Regions from separate parts of the Mus musculus genome. Here regions 1, 2 and 4 are each linked to region 3. Evidence: chromatin loops called from intact Hi-C (ENCODE). Cell type or tissue: left cerebral cortex. All regions are shown on one strand. Region 1 has its middle 230 kb from the start of 1700003I22Rik. Region 2 has its middle 70 kb from the start of 1700003I22Rik. Region 3 overlaps Gm32949 (a long non-coding RNA gene). Region 4 overlaps Satb2 (special AT-rich sequence binding protein 2).

The links. A loop is a pair of places that touch in the nucleus more often than their neighbours do. Peaks named below come from ENCODE experiments on the same cell type or tissue, not always from the same donor. Only the 100,000 strongest peaks of a DNase experiment are listed, where the experiment ranks them.
Region 1: it touches region 3 in a loop (11-fold over the local background); 6 of 42 quality-filtered maps call a loop at or near these places.
Region 2: a loop joins it to region 3, with 5 times the contacts of the local background. A loop is called at or near these places in 3 of 42 quality-filtered maps.
Region 4: a loop joins it to region 3, with 5 times the contacts of the local background. A loop is called at or near these places in 2 of 42 quality-filtered maps.

The regions. Positions count from the first base shown.
Region 1 is chr1:56,241,773-56,249,772 of GRCm38, forward strand. No RefSeq gene overlaps it. Among named protein-coding and RNA genes, the nearest start is that of 1700003I22Rik, 230 kb to the left of the region's middle. In left cerebral cortex, no CTCF peak of the experiment used is centred here; DNase peaks (open chromatin) are centred at 744, 2,548, 3,116, 3,841 and 3 more places; H3K27ac peaks cover 6,104 bases.
Region 2 is chr1:56,084,891-56,092,890 of GRCm38, forward strand. No RefSeq gene overlaps it. Among named protein-coding and RNA genes, the nearest start is that of 1700003I22Rik, 70 kb to the left of the region's middle. In left cerebral cortex, no CTCF peak of the experiment used is centred here; DNase peaks (open chromatin) are centred at 3,720 and 4,668; H3K27ac peaks cover 974 bases.
Region 3 is chr1:55,895,651-55,903,650 of GRCm38, forward strand. All of the region lies in intron 1 of Gm32949 (a long non-coding RNA gene), which reads left to right. Among named protein-coding and RNA genes, the nearest start is that of Gm32949, 11 kb to the left of the region's middle. In left cerebral cortex, a CTCF peak has its summit at 4,577; DNase peaks (open chromatin) are centred at 283, 371, 881, 1,453 and 5 more places; H3K4me3 peaks cover 1,888 bases; H3K27ac peaks cover 4,705 bases.
Region 4 is chr1:56,835,950-56,843,949 of GRCm38, forward strand. The region is part of intron 9 of Satb2 (special AT-rich sequence binding protein 2); the gene reads right to left. Among named protein-coding and RNA genes, the nearest start is that of Gm51624, 45 kb to the right of the region's middle. In left cerebral cortex, a CTCF peak has its summit at 3,539; no DNase peak of the experiment used is centred here; H3K27ac peaks cover 461 bases.

The DNA.
Region 1 (8,000 bases), 350 kb after region 3:
CCTCTTCCCTCCTTCCTCCTTTCATGCTTCCTCTTCCCTCCTTCCTCCTTTCATGCTTCCTCTTCCCTCCTTCCTCCTTTCATGCTTCCTCTTCCCTCCTTCCTCCTTTCATGCTTCCCTCCTCTCCTCTTCCCTCCTTCCTCCTTTCATGCTTCCCTCCTCTCCTCTTTCCTCCTTCCTCCTTTCATGCTTCCCTCCTCTCCTCTTTCCTCCTTCCTCCTTTCATGCTTCCCTCCTCTCCTCTTTCCTCCTTGTGATTCATCAAGAAATTTGGTTTTACAAAAATCTATGGAGATGGCTACAGGCAGAAGAACAAGCTGACTTAGAGATTTCATTAAAATCTGTGAAACTGGAAAAAAAAGGCTTTAAAGGATATGTTTGTCAATCACTCAGTAATTGAGAAGTAGGAAGTGCGGCTGTGGAGTATTATATATGCAGCCATTCAATTAACTCAGTTCCCTGAGTCCAAGAAAAACAGAGAATGAGACAAGTGAAAAAGTGCCATTTTGGATCATCTGGATAATTAATTTAGACTTCTAATTTGCAAACTACTCTAGTGATTGTGGCAATAAATGTCGTAGCTGTGTTCACCTACTGTGTGTCGGCCACCTTGCTGGTGTTCGACATATTGTTACCTAAGCAGTGCACATTGCGCCTCAGATCCAGTTTACAGATGAGTCAGTACTGCACTTATCCAACAGATCTTTATGGAATAACTACGGTGTGAGGGTTGCTGCTGAGTATTGAAGTCATGGTGATTATGCAAATGCATATAACCATGCTGTCCTGCTCAATCCCTCCCACACCCACTTCTAAGCGATGCCCAGGCATCTGGGCGGGTCAGTAACATGCCACTGCAGCCCAGTCTGGATGGCCAAAGCTGTTTTGCCTAACGTGCAAACAGCCTTACTACATAGTGGAATTATGAATGAAATAGGAAGATTAGAAAGAAACGCCAAGATAGATGTAAGCATGAGATAATTCTCAGTGTGTCTGAGGGGTGTAGCATAAAACATAGGACACAGTGTCTTTGCACTGTTTGGTCACATCTACACCATTCACCTTAATGATCACAACTAGGGTGTGTACACTGAAAGAAACAAGAGAGACTTCAGAGAAACTCACCTACACAGTACTGTCCATCCTCATTTCTTTCCAGCCTGCTGATGCAAAGCCTAATATGTACTGCGTCTATATGCTTGCGGAGTCATTCTGTTTAATTTTCAAACCCTATCTTCTCTTGGACAATTCATTCCTTTATGTTGAGGACCATACAGTTTTGGTGTATAAAGACAACAGCTTAGAATATGCAGCAAACAATACCCAAGAACAGGACAAAACTAATGATGCAGGATGTAAGAAACTGATTATGATGGGTACAAAGAGACTGGATTGGCAGAGGTGACTTACAGCCTGAATTTTATGGTGATCACAAGACAATACATTTGTTAAAAAAAGGTTAAAATGTATACTTAAATTTGTTAAACTTTGTACTATGTATAGTATTTCTGTCTATGATGCCGGCAGAGAGTTGTGTACTTGAGTTTTAATACTAGTTTAAAAAATGAAGTGATATTCTATTTCTAATTTGTTAAAAAATTATATATACATATATAATATAAATACATAGTTATGCACATGTATAATATATGTAGCATAGTGTATATGCACATACATACATACATATATAGCATCTAAACACATTTACATGTCTATATAATTTTAAACAAGTATAAAGTGGTAAAATCATTATATGTCTTCTATTATACTGGAAGCAGATTATGATTAATAATAATGTATTTTACATTCCAAAATAGCCAGAGAAGGACTTGTATATGTCTACATATGTCAATACATAAAACATTTCTGAATCTTAAAATTATATCTGAGGAATATAGCATACAATTGAAAGAGTGAAATATATAAAACCATAAGTTAATGGAACTTGAGAAAAAGATTAACCATTATATTTCATGTGAATTCTAATTCAATTTAAATTATTCTTCAAAATAATCAATACTTTTCTGCAGTGAGCAGAATTATTAACATATTCTTACTGAACTGGCCTCTAAAATAGGTCAACTGTTATCAGTTATTACTCATTAAAATATTAATACATCTTTAAGATAAGAGCTAATAATTAAGTGAGACTACAATATAAAGTTTGGGAATGCTTTAAGGGAAAGACCACAGTGTTATGTGCTATGAGAGATAAAAGCAGAAGGGTCAGTTTGCTTAAAGATGCAGGGTTATCTTCATTATTGTCTGTTTATTCCATAAAACTGAATTGTGTAGGAAAAGAAGGTTATAAGTCAGAGGTTCTGTTGGAACCAATTTAGTTTTGCTTTGGGGGCTTAGCAAACTTGGATGTTCTGATCTTGGATAGTGCTGGTAGCCCCTAAAGAGGCTGTTTCCTTCTATTACTAAGGTCCCCGAGACAAACAAGGCTCACTGATGAGATCCTGAAGCCGCAGGCATACGTGTCCTTATTGGATTTTATTAAAAACAAAAATGATTATCATGTTTATTTTAAAAGCATGTCTACATTTTCTATAAAGACCTAGGAATGAGCCTACTTTTGCCTGAGCACAGGCTGATGGTGTGGAGACCTGGGGTTCAGACTGTAACATTGCTGCTGGGAATGGGTCTCAGAAGCGAGTCATGGACTGTGAAACAGAGCAAGGTACTACTGTGTGAACTGACAAAGAAAAAGCAGTGTAGGGTAAAAACATTGACATGTTCAGTTAAAAATAATCCTTCAAAAGGCCAAAGTTAACAGTTAAAACTGTTTTTTTAATCTAGAAATTGGCAAAAGATTTATCTAAAATGTTTATATTTTTGCCACCCCATAAATCAAAATTAGTTTTCCATTAAAAAAGTTGGATCAGAGATGACAATCTTCTTGCCAATTTTTAGCTAAATGCAAATGGAAACATCTGAGATTTTAAACTGAAAACTGAAGTTTATAGATACATAGTAAAACTACTGCCTGCGAGTGTTATATTGTGAGATACGAATAGCATATGCAGTGGTGAATTAACAGTCATTTCAGATACAGAAAACAATTAATTTTCTTTTAGGAAGTCCATAATCCCAACCCCAAAACCTATGTTGGTTTTAATGCCTGGGCCCTTTAATGTTGACAGGGACAGTTTGTATCGTCTGTTTATTCTTCGAGTTTCACTGAAACTCCTTCAGGGTCCATAGACAAAGCCATTTCCTTCTGATCTGCCCTCCTATCACCTTGCCATCTTACTGTTGTACTTGGGAATGTATATTTTATTCTAAGGTAAATAATTGGTAAATAGGTTGACTATAGTCAAGGCATGTGACATGATGGTTTGATAGACATGACACTGTAAACTTCAAATTCATTAATCCATCTTTCACTATCAATAATACATTGGCTGCCTAGCACTGGTTCATTACAGACAATGAAGTTACTACCTTATCGGTGTTCATCTTTTAGGTCTAAAGTTACACAAGGGAGTGCATATGACTTGCCAATTATCATTTCACCCTTAGAACATGTCTAATGTCCAATATACAGCAACTTTTCAGACATTTTTTGAATGAATGGACTCTGATTGCTACAGAGTAATTTCTTTATTTTTCATAGTGCAACCACTCAATTACTAAGTGCTCTATTCATTCTAAATCTCAAACTTTTATGTGTCTTTAGTATCCCACACTTGTACATTGTGATCTGTTCTCTCACTACAGTGTTGCCACGCTGTTGACGTTCCCACTGCTTTTTAGTCTCCTCCCAGTCCATGAGCATTACTCCATCTCTATGAGCCAAGAACTGCTACATGGGTCTCTGGTTGTCACCTCCCATTATACTTCTTCTTCCACCCACTGCCCTCGAGACAGTGTCAACATTTCTGAACGAGGGAGAGAACCTTGCCCTTTCCACAGCAGTTTTGAGATGAGGGTTCCAAGTGAAGTGGAAGGAAACAAAGTTACCACAAAGGTTTTATTTCTATAGATGCTCTGTGTGGTTAAAGTGAAATCACGGTAAATCAGAGCTCACCAAGATTCCTCATGTCTGCAGAAGCTAGAAATCACCCTCATATAATATGGTCTTATGGCTTTAAAAGAATATCCTGTCAGTTCAAAAAGCTAAGTTTGCAAATGCAACCTGTACTCTGGTGAACAGCTATTAGCAGAGGAAAGACTTAGGAAATAGATCACCAAGTGCTGGTGTCTCAGTGGCCAAGCCATACTGCTGAGATGGAAAGTCTAGGAACATAAAGTGTATCACAAGAGTAAAACAACATCAAAGTCTGCTTCCTTCTTCCCGGGGACTTACATATAAAGCAAAAGACAACTTTGCCATGAGTTTAGTGACAAAGTCCACTGTAGAAAAGACTAATTCTTTAGGCTGTAGAGATGTCTCAGGCATTAAATGCTAGGCTTACAACCAAAATTATATATATATATATATATACATATGACTCATTCTTCATAGTGAGTTGCATTTGTCCATGTAAGTCCACTGGGGTAAAAGTGGCAAAGCTTGAGCAAATAAGCTAATTCCCATCATGGCGACAAGGTCTTATTAAACCTTGAGATATGTTAAAGTATGCAGTAGTAGGTTCATAATAAATTCATTAAGCAAATATATATCCTTAAAATTTAGAGGAGAAGACAGGCGGTTAAAGACTAATACATTTTAAAAGGACCGATGGTATCTAGCCAGCTTCTCCCTTGTCACAAACTCTTTGAATGACGAGGGGAACTGACTGCCAAATGTGTTTTAAAGAGTCATTTGAAATGAAGAAACAATTCAGACGCAAACAAAATACAAAAAGAAGAAAGGGGCACTTCAATTTTATGTTTTCTTGCTTTATTTTTAAGACTAAAAGTAAAATCATTATTTTCAAAAATATGACCAATGTTACATTTATATAGGCTAAAAACTCGCATGTTTAACTGTACACTCTGAAGGAATGTTGCCTATTTTATTCATAGACTTTAAATTAGCAGGAGAGCAAATTATGGGATTTTATCATTAATTGTACTAAAAAGGTACTTCCTCATAGATTCAGATATTCGCCTACATCTCTGGAAGGCATTAGCCCTCCCATAAATGCACAGGTGATAGCAATAAACTACTAGGAAAGCAATGTTATCATATATTTAAATTCAAAAATTGCATATATCATATGTGTATTGAAATATAAACCTTCCCTTGCAAAGGTACATTCACACACATGCAAGCTTTTGAAAAGCAAACACACTACAACACACATAGTTATGATGAAACTTTCTTTTCTAGTCTTACCTATGTGTCCCTCAAGAGCTGTCCTCTTCCCCACAAGAAAGGGAGAACTATTCTTAAAGGCAAACCAGAGAATGTTTTTAAGAGGACAGAGTTTTATTTACGAAGGCAGAAGTAGTTCTAATGCGATAGAATATATTTGCAGGCCTGCTTATTGCTTCAGTGCAGAGCGATAAGCAGCCATGGCCAGGGGAAAGGGGGTTATTAATGTGTTTGATGTGCAGGACCAAAGTCTGTCATAGCCAATTTGAAATGTGGTGCCTCTTTAAAACATAACCAAAGAGCTGGTCTACAATTCCCAATCTGCCTCGGCATATACAAATCATATATGCTGACAAATGATAAAGGGAATTGGAAAGGTTGAGAGGATGAAGTCAATAATAGATTTATCTCCAGACATTTAGCACTTGGAGTGCATCTGTTATGCAATATGTAGACATATTTTACAGCAAATTTGGAGATACTGTGAGCCCACTGGGCAGGGACAATGTCTAATTTTATATTCTATAGAACTCAGAGTTTCACTTCCTTGCTTAATGAGTAAGTGGAGGAGACACCCCCCCTCCATGCACACAGAGCAGAAGTGCATGGAAAGGACTTGGGAACACAACTGTGGGGTTTGTGTGAGCAGCAGTGGCAGAATAGGCCAACGGTGGAACGGCGGGCACATCCGGATGTGAATATTTCATTTACAATATGAGGGGGCTGTGAGCAAAAGGATGGGTGGCCTTCGGAAACCAAAATTGTTGTTTTTCACAAACTCAAGGAAAGTTATCGTAAGCTTTACTCCGATGTGCACAGTTTTTGAACTTAGTTGGAAATTTTATTTTAAAAGATCTCAGTTAAGGATATTTAGAAAATAATTTGCTGGCAGTTTGCATATTCCACAGAGACAACTTATTTTCTTCTTTTACTAGTGGATTATTAAACACAGTTACTATAAACTATTAGCTTTTAAAATTCTAGTTTTGTTTTTAAATGCAACATCATTTATGCAGGGAGTGCCACTCATGTCTATTTATTTATATGTACAAATATATTTAGTTGGGAAAATCTTTGCTATGTTTCTTCATTCTATCTATCTCTTTTTCTGATATTCACATATACAAAACCAAACCCATCTTAAAGCTTAATTTTGATTAAATTTGATATACTTCAAAAGCATGTGAAAAGGGTAAACAGGTAGCAACAGTGACAAAAGGATTCTGGTAGTTTATAACGAGTTGGAAACAGAGGCTATAACCTTTAGTAGTTGTATGGTTAATAATGCTGATATTTTAAGTTAAGGGAGTTCCTAATGGTTCTTTCCCTGAAACAGGCAGTGTGCAGACTTCTACCCCACCATCCTGACACAGAATTTTGACGAAACTGAATTTTTTGAAGTCTTTGGGGTTTTTGTTGTTGTTGTTGTTGTTGTTGTTGTCAATTAAAATGAATTATTTTTCCGTAGTCTTTGGAAAGTTATGATTGTATGAATGAGAGTATGCAAAAGTTGTGTCAGAAGTGTTGCATGCTGTGTGTGAAGCCAGCTGCTTGCTGTTAGAGGATGTGATATCATTCTCTCCCCAAGCTACAAGACTCTGGCCTGTCATTTGATTTCTGAGTACACGTTTTTCAAGGACTTCATGTCGTAATGGTCTTAGAGACATGACCTCAGGTCATGTGAGTTAACTCAGGTGAATGATAAACAGAAATAGCTTATCATACTGCCTCACAACACAACAATCTTACTGAAGCTTCATAGTTAAAATATAAAATATAAATCTATACTTAAGGTTTAAAAGATTCACCAAGATTTTGTTATTTTACTGTTTCTGTTTATTTATTTGTTCAGGGTATCAATTCATTTGCTTCCTTTTACTTTCTTTCTCTTGAGAATCAAATACACGAGCATTAACTATTATGAATAATTAATAAACTTAAAAATAACTTTTATATCTAAGCTTTATACACTACAACAATGTCATGCTTAAATGTTTACTTTCTAAAGCAAGAATTATGGTCTATATGTGGATTAAAATAAAGTAATAAAGTAGCTTTTCTTGGGATTTACTTTTTTTTTTAAATGAAAAACAGACCTTGGCATTATCTCTTCAAACTTTAACCTATACACAGGAAGGCAAGAAGAAACAGAAAGGTAGTCCCTGCCACCGGAGCCTGTTTGAAAAAACAAAACAAAAAACAGAAAACAAAACAGAAAACAAAACAAAACAGAAAAACCCAACCAAACAAAAAATAAAAACAAACAAACAACCCCCCCAAAAAAACAAAATCAAAATAACCCATTAAGACCCACACAACTCTAAGAACTCTCCTGCTATGAAATAGCTCCCTGAGTGGCCAGCCATCTTAGGGAGAAATTGAAAAACGTGATTTTAATGAACTATTCTCTATAGGACTTGAGGCTACTTTCTTGCATAGAGGAATTCAGAAAAATTATTTCACCAGGCTTTAACTGTTTTTTTGTTTTGTTTTTATCCCCCCGCCCCCATTTTCAATGGCCTTGTGTATCAAAGTACCTGTGTGATTCCCAATGCAGTCTCTGACTCCATTGATGTTAGGTCCTTCCAGTGCAGAATAATAATAGTTCCTAAATCCCCCCACTAAATCATATCTTGAAAATCATATTTTTATAAAAGAAGAAAACAACTGCACTAAAGAAAATGCAATCACCACTCAAACTCCTGCTTAGCTCGTTAAGGACAGGAAACTGCTA
Region 2 (8,000 bases), 190 kb after region 3:
CATCAGAATGCATCTGAGTTAAAGGACTGAGAGCAGACATCACAATGATCTTCATAGGGGTGGTATGAGAAAGAATATTAATTACAGGAGCATATTAAATATCATATAGGTGGCCAATATATGAGATGAAATAATGTTGGATAGTGAATTCTATAAGTAGATAAAAAAGCATTGTGTGAGAGTTATCCTGGCTACTACATTGTCATCAATAACATTTAATGTCTCATTAACTTGCAGTCAACCAGAAAACATATTGAGGCCCCAGGGTTCAAACTTCAGTAGGGTTCTTGAGCGTATGTTCTGGTAAGAAATTCATCTTGCTCTTGATTGACTCCATGGGTTCATGTGTGAGGCATGGTACATTTGTAATTTGTACTGCTAGCCAAACTCCAAGGATCTGCTCATGGCCCCTAGATGATCTCATGTCTGGAGTATCTGCAAGTTAAATTTTCTTTGTAGGTTAAATTGCTTTCCTGTAATTTAGGTTAAACTTGTTAAGTGATGGGGGGTTAGCCAGATTATAGTGCACTTGCAATACAGCACAGTTATAGTGAAAGAGAGAGAGAGAGAGAGAGAGAGAGAGAGAGAGAGAGAGAGAGAGAATGAAACTCACAGGTTTTAAGGAATTTTACTGAACACAAAAAGAATGTCAGTTGTCATTTTGAGGAAATTAATGCCTAACTATTGTGAAATAAATGCAAATAAGAATAATATTACATGCGATTTAAATATGACACTTAATGCCATCTCTTCCATATGGGAACTATTATATACTGACTTCTTTTCAACTTTATATTCTAAAAATAAATATCAATTCACGTTCATAGAGATTCTCCTCCCAGTAGCAGGAAGAGAACAGTGTTCTTTCATGATATACAGAAAATTTTAGAGCAAGGAAAGCCCAGTTTTTAGCGACCAAGTATTCAACTTGTCTAATTTATTCAAAACATTCCACCACTTTAAGCTGACACATTAAAATAAATTTGACATGACTCTCAGTAGCATTGATCTTAGACACAAAAAAAATTTGTACTTTTTAGTGACCTTGGAAATGCTGTTTCAAATGTTCCATTGAAATTGAGTAAAGGTTTGTATCTTTTAGTCATAGTCCAATAAAAGATAGGAAATTTTCACTGAGATCAATATTTATAAAAATAAAAAATTAAAGTGAGATCAATTATTTGATTATCTAGTTCATTACCTAACAGTGTAAATAATTATAATTAGTAACTAAAAGATTCTTGCATCTCATTAGTTATAAAACTTGTTCAACATTAAAAGCTGGACATCTAAGCTTCATGTAAATGTTAACATATTCACAGACCTTTGTTATGTCCACTTCTCATTTGAATTTAGGGAAAGATGATTATTAAAACTAATATTTTTCCTAGGAAAATGAGCTTGGTTATTATCATTTGATAGCTGGCTTCTAGACATTCACTAATGTGCACTTTCTTTGTAATTTCTTCTAATACTTTTTGACCCAATGAAATTAGCTTTTAGTCAAGCTTTGAGTACATTAATATAATATTATTTTAAAATTAATACACTGTCCAATTGAACAAGTTTCATCACATTGGGATTGTAAGGATAGTGTTTTAAAAATCATACTTCTGGAATTGCTGTATAAGGTGACCGGAGGGCAGGACACTCAAGAGTGAACTTGACTAGACACGATAGTAAATGGCTGCTGACTGTAGGAGTACAGAAGGAACCCCATAAAATCCCATATTCTCTGCATATTGAGAAGATTGAGTTAGGTCTGACCACAATTGCTAGACCTGAGGCAGGGTATTGGGCAGAAGGGAGCAACATGGAGAGGAGCTTGATAGGAGGACAACTTGGGACTAGAAACAGCTGCCCAGAAAGGTATTAGTTACCTTTCTCACAATTGTGACGATATATCAGAGAAGAATTAATGCAAAGAATGAAGGGCTTATTCTGACTTAAAGCTCCAGAGTACATACTATCATGGTGGGGAAATCATGACCAAAGGGGGTGGAGGCTAGCTGATCACACAGAGTCAGGAAGCAGATAGATAACCCAGGGAGTTGGGCCAGTCACTTGACACTAGTGACACACTTCCTCTAATAAGTCTCTAATCTGTACATGTTCTGTAACTTTTCAAAAACAGTGCCACTCACTGAAGAACAAGTGTTCAGACACCCAGGCTTATTGGAACCTTACATATTGAAGCCACAACATCACATAAACCCTAAAGTTTACCTAGGCTGTAAATGATATGTGTTCCATAATGAAATGGAGAGAGCTTATAACATATCAGATATTGAATAGAGTCAAGCTGATTATCGCCTCAGTTGTAGAACAAATAACTCTTGACTAAGAGTTGGAAAGCTATATAGCCCATTAGCCAACCAGGCCTACAGTGAATTCTGTGAAGAAATCTAGTACGAATGCTTATCCGTTAGGGAAGGGTTGTAAAGAATGGGAAGGGGAAAGCTGCTGAAGAGAAAAGAGTAAAGCAGCAGAGACTGTAGAAACAAATGCCACCAAAAGAGGAAAGCAGAGCAGAGAAGCAGTAAAGAATGGAGAGGGGAAGAGCCTTGCGGTATCTCTGATTAAAGCCGTGCAGTATCCGGAGCTTAAGACTCAGCAGGAGTATAATCTTACCCACAGTTTTTGTACCTTATCTGGCAGCAGAATTTTACCAATACAAAGTGGAAAGAGCTTCCACCTGATTTCACAAGACAAGCTGTACCCTAATAACCAAGCTAAAGAGACACCTGTGTCATAAAGAAACCATGGGCCAGTATCCCTGTGAACATCAATGGAAAATACTAAACCTGACTCAACAGCATAGCCTATAATACATGGCCAGGTAGGACTTACCCTAAATATACAAGATTGTATTAACTTTTGAAAATGAATCAACACAATCTGCTGAATTCACTCTGCTGACAGACTGAAAGAAAAGAAACATATGATCATTTCAGTTGATGCAGAAAAAAATCTTCTGACAAAATTTAATATCCATTCATGATGAGGGAAAAATTCTAAGAGAAAAAAAAAGAGGCATTTTTTTTCAGTCTGATAAATGGCAGTTTACAAAAGAAAAAACTGTAGCCCATTGCTACACCATGCATAGACTTAACTCTTTCTGTCCTTCTTGAGAGTAAGGAAGGGATGTGAGTTCATGGAGCGTGGATTGAGCCGTAGAGTGGAGGTCAGAGCTGGTACAGTAAGGCACCTGACAGGAATAAATGGCATTCATGTGAAGAACATCACCATCCTGAGGTAAGTGACATAGTCAGAGGAGAACAGATATTTTTTGTTTGTTTAATGAAACCCTAATGTGTTGCTACTGAATATGAATGTACTTTTCCTTTTTATTTTTACATGTTGAGATTTCTTCTTCCTTATTAGATAAAATAAAGAGATTAATTAACTTTATAGTGGTACTTTGCCAGACTGAAGTTTTCTTTCTTTTTCTATCAGTAAGAAGATTGAAAAATGCTAGAAAATTAATGTCTATGCTATACTGACTGTCTCATAAAGCCTGTTAATATTGATCAAATAAATATCTTCATATTCTTACATGGCAGTTAGCCTACTAATTTTTGGCTGGCTTCATAATATCCTAGTGTATTCTTATAGTTATAACAACTGCCAGGAAAATGTTTGGCCAGACCTCATTCAAGTAAGGAAAGGATATTCATGATTATGTGACATGTATATTTAGAATATAATGTTTCAAGTTAGATTTGGCAAGAAAGCAGTCATGCACTGAAACATGTGAGATATCTTGAGTGTTTTTGGAAAAACCCTCAAAGGAAAATGAGAGTAAGTAGCATTTCCTTTAGCTCTGACTTCTCAATAAACTTTTGGTATGGAAATTTTACTCGACTTTCTTCCTTGTTAAACACAGCTCATTTCCAAATATTCTTTGTTGTAAGAGTCCATGTGACATGTTTCTAAATGAACTCATATTCTGTCCAATGAACAATAATTATTTTTGCTATGATCTTAAGGGACTTTCTACCAAGTCTGTACAAATTCTGAGGTACAATGTAGGTAGCAATGTGTGTAGATGTGTGCACATACTTAAAACATCATCATCAACTCCATTTCTTGTTTTCATTGGCTCTAGTAAGAAACTTCAGCTATCATTTGTATCACAGGCTGAATCTCCTCTCTTATTTTCTCTAAGCTACATATAGGGAACCAATTTTAGGGAACAGATAATTCTGAAATCTGACCTACCATTTACTGTTTGGGAGAACTTCTCTCTGATAACCTTCAAAGTAAATTATGGTGTAGTAATTAACCAAAGCTACAATGGAAAAAAAATTCCAGCTGCTTTAATTGTCTGACTCCTTGCTCCTAGATCCAGCATGACATGTCAAAACCAGTTCTAGTTGGATTTAGTTAATAAGAAAGAGGAGGCATCAAAATTCACAGAGAAAGCAAAAGAAGGCAGTTCAAGTGTTGGTGACTAACATAAATCCTAGATTAGGAGTTTGGTAGAGAGTGGCATGCAGATTGGAAGGTAAAAAGTGGAGCCCACTTGTCTCTTTTCTGTATTGTATATTTCTGGAGACAGTGCTTCTGCTTTGGTAACATTACTCAAGAATATGCCTGGGGAGTCTATTCTTTTATGAATTGCTGCCAAAACAGCTTGGGAAACAGCTGGTGATAATTCTGGCTTCATTCCCCCGCTCAACAGCTGATGTTCAGGAGCAGGGAAGCAATTGTGTGGGTGTGTTCTGAGCCTTGCCATTGCTGCTTCCCCTTCAGCTGCTTCTGCTCCCACATGAAGGAGCAGACCCAGACCGGAAGGCTGAGTTCCTGGGAGTGGCCTCAAAATGAGGACAGTGCTACTAGTACTAGTCTGCTGGCCGGGATCCTGTGTTCTATCACAATGAGGTCACGGGTGGGTGAGGAGAAGCTCTTCTAGCTCAGATCCTTAGCAGCTTTTGTAACACTTGACTTCAACCATCAGTGGACAGCATGGGCAGACAGCCTAGAACAGCAGGGTGACCCTTATCCCTGTGGCAGGTAGCACTGTAACAGGTCTTGTGCAACACTGGGGTACTGGGACCCTGAGCTACACGGTAACCTGCCTTATGACTTTAGTGTCAATCTAGGAAAACTGGGATTCCCAGCCCTTGCTATTGGCTAGAATTTCTATCACCAGACCTATGTGTTGGGATTTTTCCAGCCATTGAGCATGGCTTCTGTTACAGCTCTTGGGCTTAGATGTCTGAGACTTTCTTGGCCCTTAATTCCTGACATCACTCTCTACAAGTTGTTCAGCAACTAGCAAGCTTCTACGTTTTTAAGTTAGGTGTTCTGGGCTTCCTTACTTTTTCCCACCCCTGAAATGACTGAACTCCAAAACATAATATGGCTTCTCGTTGCTATGGTTGCTGCAATGGCTGCCACTGCTAGCTACAACCTCATTTGTCACCAGCCTTTGCTATTGTCCTATTAGCTATTCCTATTACTGGCTGTTGCCATGACTCTTTAACTAAGTCTGTCTCTGCTGCTACCTTCTCTCATGAGTCCCTGCTTTATTTATGGATAATGCTGTCTACTTTTTCAACAGCATTGCAGCCATTCCCATGTCTATACCACCAGAGTCCTGCCCTCATCTCTTGCATTACTTCTTCAGTTTACTATCTCAGCCTACTCAACTAATGATGGATATCAAAAGGAGGCAAGAAGGGGAATATAGTATCATGCCCAATGTTGCAATACTAGGCCAGGAAGCTAAAGTATCTCCAAGCAGCTCAAAAAGAGTGTTTATTCCTACTATCTTCATACAAGCAGATTGGGTTTGCAGAAATCACAGTTTGGGCCCCATAAACATCATTCACAACAGTTCCTCTAACGAGAAGTCAGTGAAAGGGTTCCTTCTCTGGCTCAGCTGGGAAGAGGTATAGGCAAAGACCCACTGTCATGGCTAAGGTCACACTTTTGAGAGTTGGGGTGCATGGAGGCAGCAAGCAATCATGATTGTTGTGCAATTTCTTCAAGGCATTTGTGAATCGTTAAAAACATTGAGGGGTGGTGTAAGAGTCATCTGTCTGCACACTAGACTGATGATGTGTTCTTGGATTCTGTTTATGAGAATCTTATTGAGTAGTTTTGCATCGATATTCATAAAGGAAATTGGTCTGAAAGTCTCTTTCTTTGTTGGATTGTTGTGTGGTTTAGGTATCAGTCTAATATTTTATTTGTGTGTAACATATTTTATGAGTGGATGTGTATTAAGTCCTTTATAGATCATGTGGAATGTGGGAAAGGGGAAAGTAGTCAGTATATTCTCTCCTCTCATAGTGTATGCTATTCCATGTAGAAATTTATAAATAACCATTGTATTAGTCAGGGTTCTCTAGAGTCACAGAACTTATGGATAGTCTCTAGATAGTAAAGGAATTTATTGATTACTTACAGTCGGCAGCCCAATTCCCAACAATTGTTCAGTCGCAGCTGTGAATGGAAGTCCAAGGATCTAGCAGTTACTCAGTCTCACGCAGCAAGCAGGCGAAGGAGCAAGAGCAAGAGCTAGACTCCCTTCTTCCAATGTCCTTATATTGTCTCCAGCAGAAGGTGTAGCCCAGATTAAAGGTGTGTTCCACCACACCTTTAATTCCAGATGAAAGGCATAGCCCAGATTAAAGGTGTGTTCCTTAAACTCGGAGATTCAATCTTCTGGAATCCATAGCCACTATGGCTCAAGATCTTCAAACCAAGATACAGATAAGGATCTCCAAGCCTCCAGATAAGGGTCACTGATGAGCCTTCCAATTCCGGATTGTAGTTCATTCCAAATATTGTCAAGTTGACAACCAGGAATAGCCACTACAACCATCATGTTTTGTCTTGGCCTAAAATGAAAAGTTTAAATATAAGAGCAGAGAGTGAGTCATTGACTCAATATTAGAAACTGCAAGCCAACGAATGGCTAGTCTTTGCACTTTACCTTGAGTATGAGTAAAGACATCATTTGGCCAGATAACATTTTCCTCTAATAATTGTGTTCTGGCTTTCATGCCTTTATCTTATTTATTTATTTATTTATTTATTTATTTAATTTATTTATTTTATTGGGTATTTATTTCATTTGCATCTCCAATGCTATTCCAAAAGTCCCCCACACACTCTCCCACCCACTCCTCCACCCAAGAAAAATATACAACAATTGGTTCTCCTGACCTAATTCCCCAGGGCGCTGTTTTAGCTTTACTTTGCAAAGTTTTCCCTTGATATCTCACAGACAAACTTTATTTTTTTTTTTTATTTATTCATTTATTTATTTATTTATTACGTATTTTCCTCAATTACATTTCCAATGCTATCCCAAAAGTCCCCCATACCCTCCCCCCTCACTCCCCTACCCACCCACTCCCATTTTTTTTGGCCCTGGCGTTCCCCTGTACTGGGGCATATAAAGTTTGCAAGTCCAATGGGCCTCTCTTTCCAGTGATGGCCGACTAGGCCATCTTTTTTTTTTTTTTTTTTTTTTCTTTTTTTTTTTTTTCCATTTTTTATTAGGTATTTCGCTCATTTACATTTGCAATGCTATACCAAAAGTCCCCCATAGCCACCCACCCCCTCTCCCCTACCCACCCACTCCCCTTTTATGGCCCTGGCGTTCCCCTGTACTGGGGCATATAAAGTTTGCGTGTCCAATGGGCCTCTCTTTCCAGTGATGGCCGACTAGGCCATCTTTTGATGCATATGCAGCTAGAGTCAAGAGCTCCGGGGTACTGGTTAGTTCATAATGTTGTTCCACCTATAGGGTTGCAGATCCCTTTAGCTTCTTTGGTACTTTCTCTAGCTCCTTCATTGGGGGCCATGTGATCCATCCAATAGCCGACTGTGAGCATCCACTTCTATGTTTGCTAGGCCCAGGCATACTCTGACAAGAGACAGCTATATCAGGGTCCTTTCAGCATAATCTTGCTAGTGTATGCAATGGTGTCAGCATTTGGAAGCTGATTATGGGATGGATCCCCGGATATGGTAGTGTCTAC
Region 3 (8,000 bases):
ATTTCTTCTGATTCATACATGGAGTTAAGATTCTTAAAAAGGAGTTAAACCTGGGGAAAGGATTTTTTAAGTCTTAGTTATTAATCACTTTCTTTTCATCATTTTGGTAAAGACAGAAATTATATCTTCATAGCAAAGCATGGTTTCAATACTCAGGTTAATTAAAGGGGCCAAGTTACAGAATCTAAGCCATTGGCACCACCAGGAAGTCAAAGGAAGCTTTTAATGAGCATCAGGACTCTTGAGACAGTTAGTCCTTTGATCTCTGCTAATTTTGATAGAGTTGATATCAATCAGATGACCCAGAAATCCTTTCTAAGTGCAAAAACTCATGTTGCCCTAGAAGGTGGAGGTTCGAATTACTGTAAACTTTATATGGGAGCACCCTCCACATTCAGTTTACTGTATCCCTCAGAATGCCAGTGAACAGTAGGTGGTATAGTTTATTTAAGAAAGTACCTCTGTAGCACTCTACCATCCCCTGTGAGCAAGGTCAGGGTGGCACCAACAGGTTCTTCAGAGACAAAGAATTAAAAATGATAACTTTTGAAAAAAAAAAGGACAAAGAGAGGCCCTTTATATTCCCTCCTGGGATACTGGGATACAAGCTCATGCAAAATGATTTTTTTTTTCAATCCTGAAGGAATAAAAATCTAAATAAAAAATAATCCAGGTTTACACCAAATTTCGTAAAAATTATCAACCCTTAGCTGTACCTGACATCATGCTGCACAGCCCCCATTCGCTGCACTAAACTATGCAATGTCAGGGACATGATAAAGGAAGTCCTCCCAAGGGGGACTGACCACCAATCTAGTGCAAGCATGTTCGTCCTACTTTGTTGAGACAATAAAACTAAAGATTCACATGAAAATAGGCCCTTGGGGTAATTGGACCGGGAATCGGATTCTATTTTAAAAGTTAGGATTAGGGTTACTAGCTGTAGTGAGCCCTTGAGCAATATGTGTCCTCTTGTGTAAAAGTTAGGGAGTTGCGGGTTGATGGGTAAGATATGCTTTGAATTCCTTCTTTCCACATGTTTTTGTTTCAGCTAATTGTTCCTGTATTGCCTACCTGTGTCATATGCCCAGCTTTATTAAAAAAAAATTATACATTTTGACACCTACACAGGAGTCCATTAAAGTCTGTCTAGAGAAGAATGTGCCTAGTAAGTGGCCATGCAGAGCAATGCAATCGTCAGTGAGATTTTTATGTTCTACCAATACAAACGGGAGCTGTAGAAAGGCCATGATCACTGAATAATGGTGGGGATTCCAAAGAAAGACACCCCCCCCCATATCAAAACAAGACCAAAGACAAGCAGGAATGAAGAGAGCCAAAGAAACAGCAAGAAGTGTGGGCAATCTATCCCCTCACAGGAGGCTTGCCACAAATGTCTCCCCGGAGAACACGAGAATTCCCAGTTCTTGCTTACTCCACTTTGTAACAGCGAAAACCATATAAAGTCATCATTAAAATGTCAAGGCAATGAGGAAAGGCCCCAGCAATCGAGTGCATAGCATCTAGGTCAGGGCAATGTACAAGCTTAGCCAGACAGCAAGGAGGAAGCCTGGTGTAGGAAAGGAGAAAGGTGAGCAGGGCAAAGGGACAGGTGACAAACGTGGTGGAGAATTCACTGCTTTAACCCCACTAAGCAGCTATCCTCCCCAGTTCTTACCTTCAGTCCTCATACAAATGAATGTGAAAACTGTCTTCCACAGCCCCTGAAGACGGACTTTACCACTTCGTGGTTGCAAGTTTACTGTGAAGCCCACACTTGCTCACCTCTATACCTGCCACTCAAAACCTCTAGGGTTTGTGGTGTTACAGCGTTGGCTACTGATGTCTCCATTTTATTACTGTCTTCTTCATTTGCTGGCAAGCTGTGGCTGGCTGTCAACTGGGGACCTGTGGACTGAGCTAGCTGAATTCTAGCTGCAGCAGATTGGCTTAAACCTTTCCCTTGTGGGTTCTTGTCTCTAAGACTGTTCTAAAATAATTTTTTTTTTGTCTCTGTGTACTTTACTAATTCATTCAATGAAAGATTCTCTGAAAGAGGGCCTGATATGGCTGCTTGACAGTGAGATCGTGTGGGGATGACTCTGGAAGCCTAAGCCAGGAGAGCAGAGGCTATTAGGGCGGGCAGGCTTGAACAGGTCTGGAGATTAGACTAGGGAGCAGGCTCCAGCAGCTGAAGCTAGTAACCAGCTTCAAATATGTTTCTAAAGGTAAACTCAAAGATTAGATACAAGTTCTAGGAAAGATTATTTAATCTTAGGAATGGCTGTTATTTTAATACCAATGCAGTAGCTACTATTGTTTTAATAGAAATAACTATTATTATTGGTTAAGCTAATATGAAGTTAATGTTTTTCCTGATATGATGAGCTCTCAGATGTGTCTCATATGAAAAGATCAGAATTTGGGATTAATTTCTGAATGATGTAAAAATATTTCAGCTCGTAATTCTCTTCATGTATTTGTGTTCTTTTGACTTTATTATGCTGAGAAAACTCGAAGCAGCTGCTGCTGTCTCCTCCCCCACTCTTGTCATGCCTCTTTCCTCTCCTTTCTGCCCCAGACGCTGGCTCACCTCCAAAACCATGGGAAGGTTCACCATTGGGCCTGCATGCAGCTAGGGATGGAGGTGTGTGACATCCCTCTTAGTTCCAAATTCTTCCTAGTGCCTGAACTTTAATCATCTTGAGTTTCATAGCATACTTTGTCATAAGACTATTTTTAAAAGGCATATAGGTTGGTAATAATTTTATAAAATAAAAAAACAACCTTAGTTGTTGCAATAATGTTTGTAAGATAGGTCTGATATTCTTATTCATTTGACTTATAATTTCAAAAAAATTAGGTTCATTTCAAATAGTATTTTTTAGTTTGAAAAAAAAAACCCACCCAACTTTGAACGTTAAGCTTTTACATTTTGCTCTCAGATCCAGCACCCTCCAGTATTTGGATAATGCTATAAAAACAAAATCCTCACGAAACTACAAAAGCAGAGAGGCCTGGCTTCATTCAGCTGTCGCCATGGAGCCAAAAACTTGGTCTTGTCACATGAAATTTTATAGTTTCATACGTCACCATCTTGATGTGGTAGTTTTATTGACTTTTCAGACTTTTTTTTGTTTAATTTCTAATAAGAAAACATTCCATAAAGAGGAATTTTATTATTTAATATTTGTGGAAGAAGAGGATCTGAAAGGAATCTCCCCCATTTGCCCCTTGGAGCTCCTCAGTGAGTCAGAGTGGATTCAAAACCAAGCGTGTTCTCATGTCACATTGCCATGGAAATGTGGCTTTTGGAACTGGGCAGAATGGATCCCTTCCCAGATAGGAAAATTGTCATTAGAAGAATAATAGAATGCTCTTAACAGCATGTGACATCTCCAGCTTTCTTTCCCTTTGCCTTGCATTCCACACTGCAGTAATATCTTTAATGACCTTTCAACAAATTAACAACAACAACAAAAACAGAAAACAAAAATAAAAACAAAACAAAAAACACCACCACCACCAAAAAAATCCCTTGCTAAAAATAGCAATAATTATAATTTGGAATTAAATGGACATCTTTTGCTACTAATATATTTTTATAATATGAAAACAAAGGCATAATCAGTATTTCTGGACTTTCTCTATGATGTCTCTGTCTCTGTCTCTCTCTCTCACACACAGTGCACGTGCATGTGTGTGTGGTGCGTGTGTGTGTGTGTGTGTGTGTGTGTGTGTGTGTCTTTTGTGGAAAGATACCTTTTGCCTTTGGCAAAATTTAGAAATTTGAAAAAGAAGAATGAAGTTTATAAATGATGATCTTCAACATAGGATTGTATGAATATTACTCACACATTTTATTGACAGATTGGATTTGTATTCAATTGATATACCTCTTGATTTTCTCTAGCAGTAAACATTGGTAGAGGAGAAGAACATTGTCCTGGTAGCAAGCTCCTGAGTGCAGTTTTGGTTGATACCTGAGTGAGAAATCTAATCTAGGGAGAGAGAAGCGGCGGCCCAGAGACCTCTTTGTGTGAAACATCTCAACATATTGCTGTCTGTTAGAGCGTACTGAACACATACACGTCTGTTTAGTAATATTTTGGGGAGCTGAGATTTAGGGAAGAAAAGGCTGTAGTATTTTTACTGTTAATTCTAGAGCTTCGCACGGTTATTTATTTATTTGTGCTGTGATGAGCACACATTATTTGTAATGACAGTTTCAGTGTAACATTCTCTTTTTTGTTTAGCTGTGGTTTTTAGACCTTTGAGTTTTCTTTCCTTTAGCTTTTGGGAAAACCAAATAAGTGCAAGTTTCCTCCAAGACACCTCATGAAAACATTTTTTTTTTTTTAAAGAAAATGAAGAGTGAAACGAGTCTATATTTATTTGGAAGATCATCTGACTACTGCTAAATGGAGTATCTCAATCTGAAAGTGAAATCTGTTTCACTGCTAAAAATTGCCAAGAGTTTTTTGACTAAGATTTGGGAATCTGCAGAAAATGTAAAAGTTTTTTTTTTTTTTTCTACAATAATCTGTTCAGTGAACAAGCTGTGAAAAATAGTTCTGTATTTTGTCCATGTGAGGCAGCAGACGGCGAATTTCCATTTTAAAGAACGATATGAGTAGCTTCTGGCATCCTTCTCTAGTGCCTTCCTCCAATCTCCTTACACTGAGTTACAACAATGCAGTTTATTATTTCTTTAAAGAAAAAAAAAAAACATGGAATTTTCCCCCCACAGACAGCTCAGCTCTCTCATTCTATCTGGGCTCAGAGTGGAGGGCGCTTTGAAGCCTTATCAAATGGGCCTTAAAATACCACAGAGTATTAGGAAGACACCATTCTCTGCAGTTAATGCTTTGCACTGGAAGGGCTTTAGAAACAATTTATGGTTTCTTCCCAAGTATATTATTTTGAGGTAGGTGGTCCCGTAATGAACAGCTATTATAAACGGTTAGAGGATAATTTTTTTTAAAAAAGGTATAATTATGATTCTCATACAGACATAAAGTGAACATGTGTTAAAGATTTTATTTAATTCATTAATTAATGAGGGAAGCAGTAGGATGTTACAACCTGCTTGAAGGAAAATTCAAATTCACAGTCACACAAACAGGCAAATAAAGAAGACTGATGTGGGTTTGCAAATAAGGCAAGGTTGGCCAGTATTTAAAGAGCAATGGGTGATGGGATTGTTTTCTTCAGGACACACCAGGTTTGTGTTCTTGTGGGACAGAATGCTTTGCATTGCTAAGTCCCTGAAACCTGAAGAGATGTAAAGTGGCTGAAAGACAATGGAAAGCAGAAAGGCCCGAAGGGCTTGCTAGACAAGGGCCCTTATTTTGCTTTATTTCAAAGACTACACAACTTCTTAAAGATCCAATTAACAAGTCCTTTGCCCACTGAAAGGAATCAGTTTTGCATCTGGGTTAGTAGGACAATATTTAATGTACAGTAGGTCCACATGTGTTGAATGGATGAAATTGCTCTTATATCTTCTACCAAGCAAATGAGTATTTTTTTGTCCTCCAATTTTAAGCATGCCAAAGATTCTGAAAGAAACTTGAGGCAACTGTAAGAGCTTGGTGCATACTTTCTCCTATATTCTCAAGGTTTGTTCTTATAGATAAGTGGAGCTCTCACCACTCAATAACGAAGCTTTTATTGCTTGACCATTGCAGTGACTATCAAGAGATTAAAATGCAGAGTTGAGGAGCCCAGTCCCAAGTGATACATTTACACTGCTGTAACTGAGTTTCATGGATCATTGCAGAAGAGGAAGTGGAACGATTTTAAGAGCCAGAGGAATGGAGTTTGCTGGGAGATTGTGTCTCTGAAAATGTCAAAACTTATACTCATAAAGTCTCAACAACATGGCTACCTGAACAAGACCTGAATACTCATGGTACCAGTAGATATCCTAAAGTGGATGGAGGAAAGTTCTGGAAGCCTCAATCTTCACAAAGAACTCTAGGGAAGTAATGAATGCTGAGAGTGGGAGAAGGAGTCTTCTCTACAGAAGACCTCACCAACTGAGCACTCACCACCAAGGAGTCAGCATCACCGAACACTCATACAAGTAACACTATGTATAAGACTGGGTGGGTTGTATTTATATATTAGGAATATATATATATATATATATATATATATACATACACACACACATATATATATGGAATGTATATATTTAGGAATAGATCTATATCAGGAATATATATATGTATATATATGAAATATATGTATTTAGGACTTTATGTATTAGGACTATATATGTGTTTAGGACTATATATATATATGTGTGTGTGTGTGTGTGTGTGTATCTTAACATTTAAGAAAAAAAAAAAAAGGCCATAGTTTAAAAAAGAGCAAGAGAAGGGAATATGTTGGAGGGTTTTTAGTGAGGAAAGAGAAGGAAGAAATGACGTAATTTTATTACAACCTAAAAAAATATTTTAGAAGTTTTTTCCAACTAATAAGGTATCTAAGAAAGAGTTGAAACAAACACAGGTGATCCTGAGTTAGGTGTGCATGGTGTTTCTAGTCTCTCATGGAACAGCTGTGAATGCTAGTGGGTGAAATCAGCATTAAATAGGCAGAGGAGCTAGAGAGGGCTGAGTGGTTCTCAGTACTTGATATTCTTGCGGACCCAGGTTTGGTTCCTAGTACCCACAAGATGACTGGTAACTGCTTGTAACTCTACTTCCAGGAGATCCAATTCCCTTTTCCTGGCCTCCATAGGCCCTTGCATGCATGTGATGCTCATACATATGCTCAGGCACATATACATATACTAAATAAATAAGCTGCTGAAGAGTTAGTGACCTTAGAGTGTATAGGGCAACCTTCCAGTTCCCTGCATACTATGCTGGCTTCGGGTTATTACAGGACATATTTAGCCGGTAGTTTGATTTTGATATTGACTGCACTGTTCTTAGAATTTATTTTTGATTAGCTTGAAGCAAACTGGGTGATGATGTCAGGAACATGGATTCAGATTTTTCAGGAGAGCTCTGATGTCCAAGTCTTCTGTTTCCTGGAATTCTGTCATTGTTACCTCCTCCTTTGTACTCATCAATAATTACATTGCTCTCAGTAATCTCTGCGCTCAATGGGAGAGGTAATATTTCTTGATGGCTTTATACTTCTACATATCAGTGGGGAAAAGACTTAAAATACAACTTTTGATGTGCTAGTCTATGAAAATTTTCATGAGGAAATACAAGCCGGGCCGTGGTGTCACATGCCTTTAATCTTAGCACTTGGGAGGCAGAGGCAGGTGGATTTCTGAGTTCCAGGCCAGCTTGGTCTACAGAGTGAGTTCCAAGACAGCTAGGGCTATACAGAGAAACCCTGTCTCAAAAACAAAACAAACAAACAAACAAACAAGACAATAGAGTCTTTGAAAGACTTTGAAAGGCCAAATGAGATAGTGTTATATTGTAGGGTCAGGTACTTGAACAAATTATTTATGGTCCCATTATGTTATCTTATAATTTATGAAGTATTTCCATGCATTTTATTTCATTTAATGTTAATAATAATCCTGTAGATTTTAGCTGTGCACAATAAGTGTGGATTCCAAAGGCATTTCCCCTGCTTCAGGCAGGTTTTCTGTGTGAAGTCCATGGCTAACACAAGTGATTTGTTCTCCTCAGCTGTTGAAAGACTGCATGCTGGTCACCACACTGTTAGTGTTGTGGTGGTCCATATCCTGCCGGCAAACAATAAATAGCATGAAGCCCAAACCACAGGCTGATTCAGCTACCAGTTATAGGTGTGGTTTAGAACTTCCTCCTCTCCAGGTCTTGTTGTTCCCACTGGAAAAGTTGGTTCCCTAAACACTCAAGTCTAGACTCTTGTCAGTTTGTGCTTTGTCATCGGGTATTTTCCGATGCAATACAATTAAATGAGAAAATCCAGGACACTGGTTAACTATTACTGTTTATAACTCTCCATTACAACACTGTGTGTTTGGGGATGATAGCTGG
Region 4 (8,000 bases), 940 kb after region 3:
AGTAATTAGCTGTCAGAGTTCAAAAATACAAAGAAGAAATGACCTTGACCAATTGGCTAGTAGACATGTAAGGAAGTACCAATTGGTCAAGGCCAGCTTCACTACTGAAGCTATATTGACACCATGACTGTCACAATACGTACCACAAAAAGGCAGACTGTCACATGAAATACCACAATGGGCAGACTGTCATTCAGAAAGTGGTCTTGGCCCAAATGCATAACCTCAGACAAATGATGAAAAAAAAAAAGGAAAAAAAAGAAAAAAAAAGCACACAAATCAAAACCAAGATAAGCTTGATGCAATAATCAGTCAGTACTCTTCAGATGTGGCACAGCCATAAAAGACGGAGGAAGAATCGCAGAGTAAAGACTAATAAAAGTCACCAAACAGATCTGGGCATCCAAGAAAAAAGATGTGAGCAGAAGAACTAAGGCAACGGGATCACACTGTCCATGGGAGAACTGCTAATTTCCTGGTTTTGCTAATTGCACTGCTATAAAATTTCCCTACGGTGATGGACAATGTCAGCATTAAGGGGTAAGGCTGGTACAGGACACAGCAGCATTAGTTCTATGCTTTTTGCTTTAAACATTGGTGTGTCCAAAATGAGTTTTAAAAAGTTTAAAAACTTCCAGAGAGCACTAGAACCTACATATTGAAAATATACACAGAGCCCATGAATATGATTCCAGAGACTGCATCTTTACAGTGGGACCCAGTGAGGGGGCAGCAGTTCAAAGACTGATTCCTGGCAACCAACAGTTAATGAGTGCCTAAACACTCAGAAAATAAGCAAACTGTTTTTATTAACATTATATTTTAGCCATCTCTTCAGCCTCTTAAGCAAATTTCCCTTGGTAGCAAAAACAAGTCTGATGGCCCTCTCTAACTCTGCAGGTGAGGTGACAGTCACAGCGGTCAAGGTATCCTTTGTTTACAATCCACATGTCCCAGAGAGTTGGATGCCATTCTGAATTTACTAAGCAAATCATGTAAATATATTAGGACTCTGTACTACTTGAAAAAATATCCCACCAATTCTTTTTGGAAAACAAGTTAACTCTCGTTTATCTTTCAGAAAAGAGGGTTTTATTGCTAAGTTGCAGGAAGGAGACCGCTAGAGGAGGTGACAGTTAAGACCACAAACTGCTGCTTCTTGCCCCATCCCTCAACAATTCCCCAGGCAACCTTTTTATCCAGACACAGTGAATTACTCAGTCCCAGCAGACATTTGGTAAATGCACATTACCATCTCCTCGCTTTGCCATGCTACCCTCTTAGCTGTAATACCTCCTGCCCAGATCAATAATCCCTGGAGATACTGTTCTTCAAGGCTCTTGTCACCTGGCTTCGCCTAATCTCCTTTGAAAACTTTTTGCTCACTCCTGTCTGAGCCTCCAGCACGTTGCATACTCTTTCACTGTGTGATGAGTGTTATGTTAGGTGTAGATGTGTCTGATGTACCTTCATCAATAGGGCTGGCTGGCCTCTTCTTGATGGGTTATACAGAAAGTAGCATGTGGGGACTATTTTGTCACCTCAAAGTCAGTTTGTTAAAGAGGAACACCAATTTCCAAAAGCAGCCACGACAAGGTCTATTTGCCCATCTCTCTTTTTTTTTTCAGATTTTTTTTTATTACGTATTTTCCTCAATTACATTTCCAATGCTATGCCAAAAGTCCCCCATACCCTCCCCCCCACTCCCCTACCCTCCCACTCCCACTTTTTGGCCCTGACGTTCCCCTGTACTGGGGCATATAAAGTTTGCACGACCAATGGGCCTCTCTTTCCAGTGATGGCCGGCTAGGCCATCTTTTGATACATATGCAGCTAGAGTCAAGAGCTCCAGGCTACTGGTTAGTTCATAATATTGTTGCACCTACAGGGTTGCAGATCTCTTTAGCTCCTTGGTTACTTTCTCTAGCCCCTCCATTGGGGGCCCTATGATCCATCCAATAGCTGACTGTGAGCATCCACTTCTGTGTTTGCTAGGCCCCGGCCTAGTCTCACAAGAGACAGCTATATCAGGGTCCTTTCAGCAAACGCTTGCTAGTGTATGCAATGGTGTCATCGTTTGGAGGCTAATTATGGGATGGATTCCTGGATATGGCAGTCTCTAGATGGTCCATCCTTTTTGTCTCAGCTCCAAACTTTGCCTCTGTAACTCCTTCCATGGGTGATTGTTTCCAATTCTAAGAAGGGGCAAAGTGTCCACACTTTGGTCTTCGCTCTTCTTCAGTTTCATGTGTTTTACAAATTGTCTCTTATATCTCGGGTATACTAAGCTTCTGGGCTAATATCCACTTATCAGTGAGTACATATCATTTGAGTTCTTTTGTGATTGGGTTACCTCACTCAGGATGATGCCCTCCAGGTCCAACCATTTGCCTAGGAATTTCATAAATTCATTCTTTTTAATAGCTGAGTAGTACTCCATTGTGTAAATGTACCACATTTTTTGTATCCATTCCTCTGTTGAGGGGCATCTGGGTTCTTGCCCATCTCAATATGTGAACATCTCATCTTCATGTTCTATAGCCTCGGGGAGCTACTGAAGGCATTTAGACTGTTAAGATAGAGAATCAACTCTTCTTTGGTTTCCTGTCACACTTTTTTCTATTTAGCAAGGAGTCCTTGGGGGGGTGGGGTAGTATATGACACAGTCAAAGACACCATTTAGCCTAGATACCTTTTTTTGCACATTGAGACCATGCTGTTGCACATTAAAGAAAATGCACATGACCTGAGAGTGAAGCATGTTTTGCCCGAGCTGTACTGTTGGGGGTTGTCTAAAAAGAATGACATACATCGCTAACACCAAACTGACCACTTAACAAGCTGGACTTATCCTTTTGAGCACCTTCTATGTGGGCACTGGTGAGAACTTTCTGTTACTGCTCACATAGGGGTCCTTAGAGTTTCCCTGGATCAAAACTAAATGGAAACTGACAATGTCCATTTCAGTTTCTAACTACCACAGGCTGAGAATGTTCAAATTACCAAGGCATCTATAGAACACTAACAAGGCCTAGCTTGAGTGGGTACTCATCAGGTATGAGTTTGAATTCAATCTCTAAAGTTTAAGTCTAAGTACTACAGGAGATGGAGGGGACCCCAGAGGACATAGAACGTGGAGTCCTGTCCATGGTACTGAAATGCCTGTGTATGACTTTGCTATTTTTCCTGTATCTAGACACTGGTTAGGACTCTTCCACCACTCATCAGGTCCTCTTCTTGAAACAAAGCAATAATATTCCAGCACTGGGGAGGCAGAGGGAGAAGAGTGGCAAGTCTTAAGTCAGTCTGGATTTTGCTTCAAAAAGTATTCTTGGCTCATATCTTGCTCTAGTCTCCAGCAAAAGAAGGTAAAGTTACCTCCTCCAGTCCCCCAGGGAAGAAGGCTGGGAGATCCCAGAAGGGAGGACCTTGTCATGGTGATGTTCCCCCTTCCTGATGTGTCTGGGAGAGAGCTGGAGAGTGAACTCCAGCTACTAAACAGGAAGCTGCACCACCCTTCTGCCCCTCTAGGAACTCTAATGAATGGGAAACTCAGCAAATGAACAGTCCCTCGGAATGACTCAAGCTTCTTGCTGCAGAAATCTAACAGGCCATTTCCTCACCCACATCTTCAATACAGAAAATGTCAGCATATGCAACCAAAAGGGAATGTTTTCTGAGTTTCTTAAAGGGAAATTCATATTATTAACCACAGACAGTTCGCTTTCTAAATGGAAGCACAGAAAGTCCCCAAACAAACTTGTGTAACTGTGGAAGGATTTCTCTTCAGCTGGTTGAGACTCTCCTCAAGTGTGAAATGAGCCAGATAGTATTCTGCTCTTGTTTCTTCGTCACTGAATTCTCTTTTCATGAATCCAATAAGTGTCTATTAAAATAAATAACCCCCCTAATGATTCAAGATAACCTAATCAAGAAAGCTGAAATAGATAAGAGGCTAAATACGGGGGAGACCTGTCAAGGACTTCAATGAGTCTCTGCTGAGGATGTCATCTAAACCTGAAAAAAGGAATGTACTCAGTACTTGGTTACAGTTCAAGGTTAATTACGTTTTACCTTGCTTGAAGTGAGTGAGTGCTGCTTTTCCTAGTGTCCACAATTGTATACTAAGTCCTAAGCTGAGTCCTCATGGGGATCAATTTTCAGCTTTCTCTGGGCTGCCTTAAGCATATCTTTCACATTTCTATGGATGTGTTTACAAAGATTGAGTCTGTAATTGAGAGTAATGAAAAAAATTTTTTAAAATGATTCTTTAACCTCTGCTGTGCAGGGCTTAAATCTAGAAGGGATTGCATAAAAATGTGTCACCTCTACTGCCACAAATCCATGGGAATGTGCTCAACTTCACAAGTCTCTGGAGGTTTATTTTGCTGCTTTGTTTAAATGTATACACATACACATGTACACATGGGTACACATACATGAAAAGCCATTCATATGTGTACAAAAGAATAAGTGTGAAACCTTGTTGTCTCCATTCATATCAGAAACTTATTAATAGCAAAATGTACCTTACTACCATATTAAACAATAAATAACCGTGATGTTTCCACCTCCTTACTTCAGGCTACTTCAGGTTCTTACTCTAGCAGAAGTGTTAAACTTTATGCTTAGCAAACTTCCTTCAGGACCTAGGAAAGCAGGGGCATATGTAAGACTTGTGCTAGGTCAGAGCAAGGACTATATGGAGGGAAGCTAACAAGTAGTGCCCAATTTGAAGGGAGTATGGCTGCCAGTGGATGCTAAATCATGTGGTGTACCCTAGGTACTTAGCTTGCTTCCTCCTCCTTGTCCTGGCCCTGGGAAAATAACGCGTAAAACAGTTTCCATGGCTGGAAGCACTGCTAGATACCCATGTTCTTCTCTGGAAGAACCTTGGCGTGGCTCAAGCCTCAGAGAAGGCCCTTTAACAGGGAAGCCAGATTAGCTTCAAAGTCACACCCAAGTTTCCAAAGGAACCATACCATAAACAGGCAAAACATGTCAACTCAAAATACAGAAAGAAAAAAAGGGTTAAATACCAATACCAACTTAAATGACATTCCAATTTTGAGAAATTTATGAATACTGTGACCAACTTCCATTGTTATCTAGTTAACAATGCCATTAGACAACAAGAAGACCAAATAAACAAAAACTAGTTTTATACCATAAAACAGATGGGGGCTGGGAAGACAATTCTTTATTATGAGCTTGCTATTAAAACAAACCCATGGGCAATGTTTGCTGATGCTCCGCAGCATTCCTTCAGGTTATGTCAAAAGAAGGAAAGACTGGCAACCAGAGACTCACACCGATGTGGAGGCAATCCTGTGCTCACTGTCCACATACTGTGGTTTCAAGGACCACTTCCATGAGCTGTCCCAAAGGCCTTGCTGGACAGGCAAAGCACACTCAGTATTAGCCGACTTCTGCTAAGGGTAAGCGACACAACAAAGCCAGGAGTCATCTGCCTTTTGGCTGTGCTTCCTGGCACTTCCCATACCACAGAAATGAGCACAGCCACATATTTATTTCCAACACCCTCCCAAGGATGAGACCTTAAAATAATGTTAAATCATTTCTTTTGAATATATACAAAATGGCAACAGTTTAGTCTCATGCAGCATAAGGAATAAAGGCTAAGAAACTCCAATAGTGAAACTAAAGAAAACAATTGATATTTTGTAAGTTTACTTTCCCATATGGAGATCTTGCCTTTAAGAGATACCTTATAGCATATTTTTAAAATCTACACTACTGAAGGCAATAGATACACTCCATATAATCCCGATCAAAACCCCAATGGTTGGTGTGGGGAGTGTAGCTCAGTGGTAGATAACCTCCTTGACATGTGTGAGACCTCAAGTCAATCTCTGGCACCAGGAAACAGGCAAACAAACAAATTCCATGTACATTCTTCACAGAAATGGAGATGAATTCTCTTTTTGTAAGGAACTACAAAAGTCCCCTAAAGAGCCAAAAGTCAGAGACATCATACTTCTTGATTTAAAAGTACACTACAGGAGCCGAGGCACTATCTCAGTGATAAAGCACTTGCCTGTCACACACAGGGCCCAGAGGTTGATCCCTAGCACCTCCAACAATCAACTTTTGTTACAAAGCTAATAGTCAGAATTTCAGAATGTGGCTGTAAACACAAACGCATGGGCTGAAGGAACAGAACAGAGGGCTTGGAACTAAATCCAAACGTACAAAACTGATATTTCAACTAGGATACCAAAAAAACACAATGGGGATATGGAAGTTTAGTGGGATGAGGTTCATAAGTTCAAGGCCAGCTACGTACTGAGACCCTATTAACCAACCAAACAACCAACCAACCAACCAATCAATCAATCATTAAAAAATGTTCCAGAAAACTGGATCTTCATATCTAGAAGAATGAAGTCAGACGCTTATGCCACATAGAAATCAACTCAAATTGGTGGGGGAAAGACCCAACTCTAAGACAAGAAACAGGCAAGTCAAACTGTAATTTGTTAAGCTGTTAGTTGAAAATTCAGAACACACATTTTTAATGGAAATGCGGAAATAAGGTTTACAGGCCTATATCGAGAAGTAGTGCATATGAAGCACAGAGCACACAGAAACCCACTTACATGTGAGCAGACACAGTAGAACCCCTCGCATGCAAAACACAGGCTTTGTGAAACTACGATGGTAGAACTCGTCACTGTGTCTAGAAAGTCTTCTTGCGCTAGCTACAGAGAGCTCAGCATCTTGTCTCGTCTGCTCTTGCTGGAGAGAAGACCTTCCTAACCCTGCACCCTCCTGTCCTCTTGCATGAGGAGGACCCTCCCACCCTCCCTCTGGCTAGAGCTGCAGAGCCCCCAGGCCTGACAGGGTGTGGGTAACAGGGAGACGCGCCCCACCCCCACCCCCACCCCTACCCCCACCCCCACCCTGTAGTCTTCAAACCAGGGCCATTTCACCGACAACCTCTGGGTCAGCTGTTTGTTTTCAGATCACCTCCTTTGCTTTATCCCAGCAGCCTTGACTCTTCACTTCCCTGCATACAGGGTAGTGGTCAACATTATCTTTAATAACTGATTGCAGCCAATTCACAGCAAGTAGGAATGGACTAGATGATGCTTGAGTTCTATTTAAAGTTAATTTCTAATGAAGTGGAGGACTGAGGACCTATATCTAAGCTTCAGGGCTCTTAGTCTCCTCCAGTTCTTAAGAGTTCTTAATCAACAACTTCACTAATTTGATCTCTGCATGATCAGAAAGCCCTGGAGAGGCATTAGCCTCCTCAGGCACCCTGAAAACTCCCAAACCCTCCGAGAAAAATAACAAAATGACAGTTTAGGAAAGGGAGTGGGGAAAGCTTTGTTCTCTCATCTCTCACAACCCAAAGACGTGTGTACGTCTTGGGGAGGTAAAATCTGGCCAAGAGCCATAGCTGCACTGGAAACATACATTAAATGTATGTAGCAACTCAAACAATTGAGTTTGCTGTTGGATGAATGCTGGTGCTTCCACGACGGAGTTTCTTTTATGCTGAACTGTCTCTAAAGCTATCTTACTTGGCAGAACCCTCCCCCCACCACCACCTTTTTAAGAAACATCATTCCTGAAATACTTATCTGGTCAGCTATTTGAAATATGGTTCTCTGTCCAAAAATTTTAAAAAAGAGACCATTCTTCTGAGGAAACAGAGAGACTTCCAAGTGTCTCACCCGCACGCGTGCTCAATTTTATCCTTTGGAATATTCAGAACCACTTTTCCAGATTGTATGAAATCAGGACTTCTGATTCCTCAGGAATCCCTCAAGATTGGGAACAGCCAGCTGGCAAACACCAACTCTCAAACAGCCACCTGAGTTAATGTGGGACAGCGGGAGGCCTTGCTACTCCCAACAGCCACGGTGCCATGGCAATGAGAGGCTTGTGTGCCCTCCAAGCTAGGTCTCAGACGCTGGTCTTCAGTTTACTCTTATAAAAGAAGGCCCAAGTAAAACTGTGAAATGGGTGTC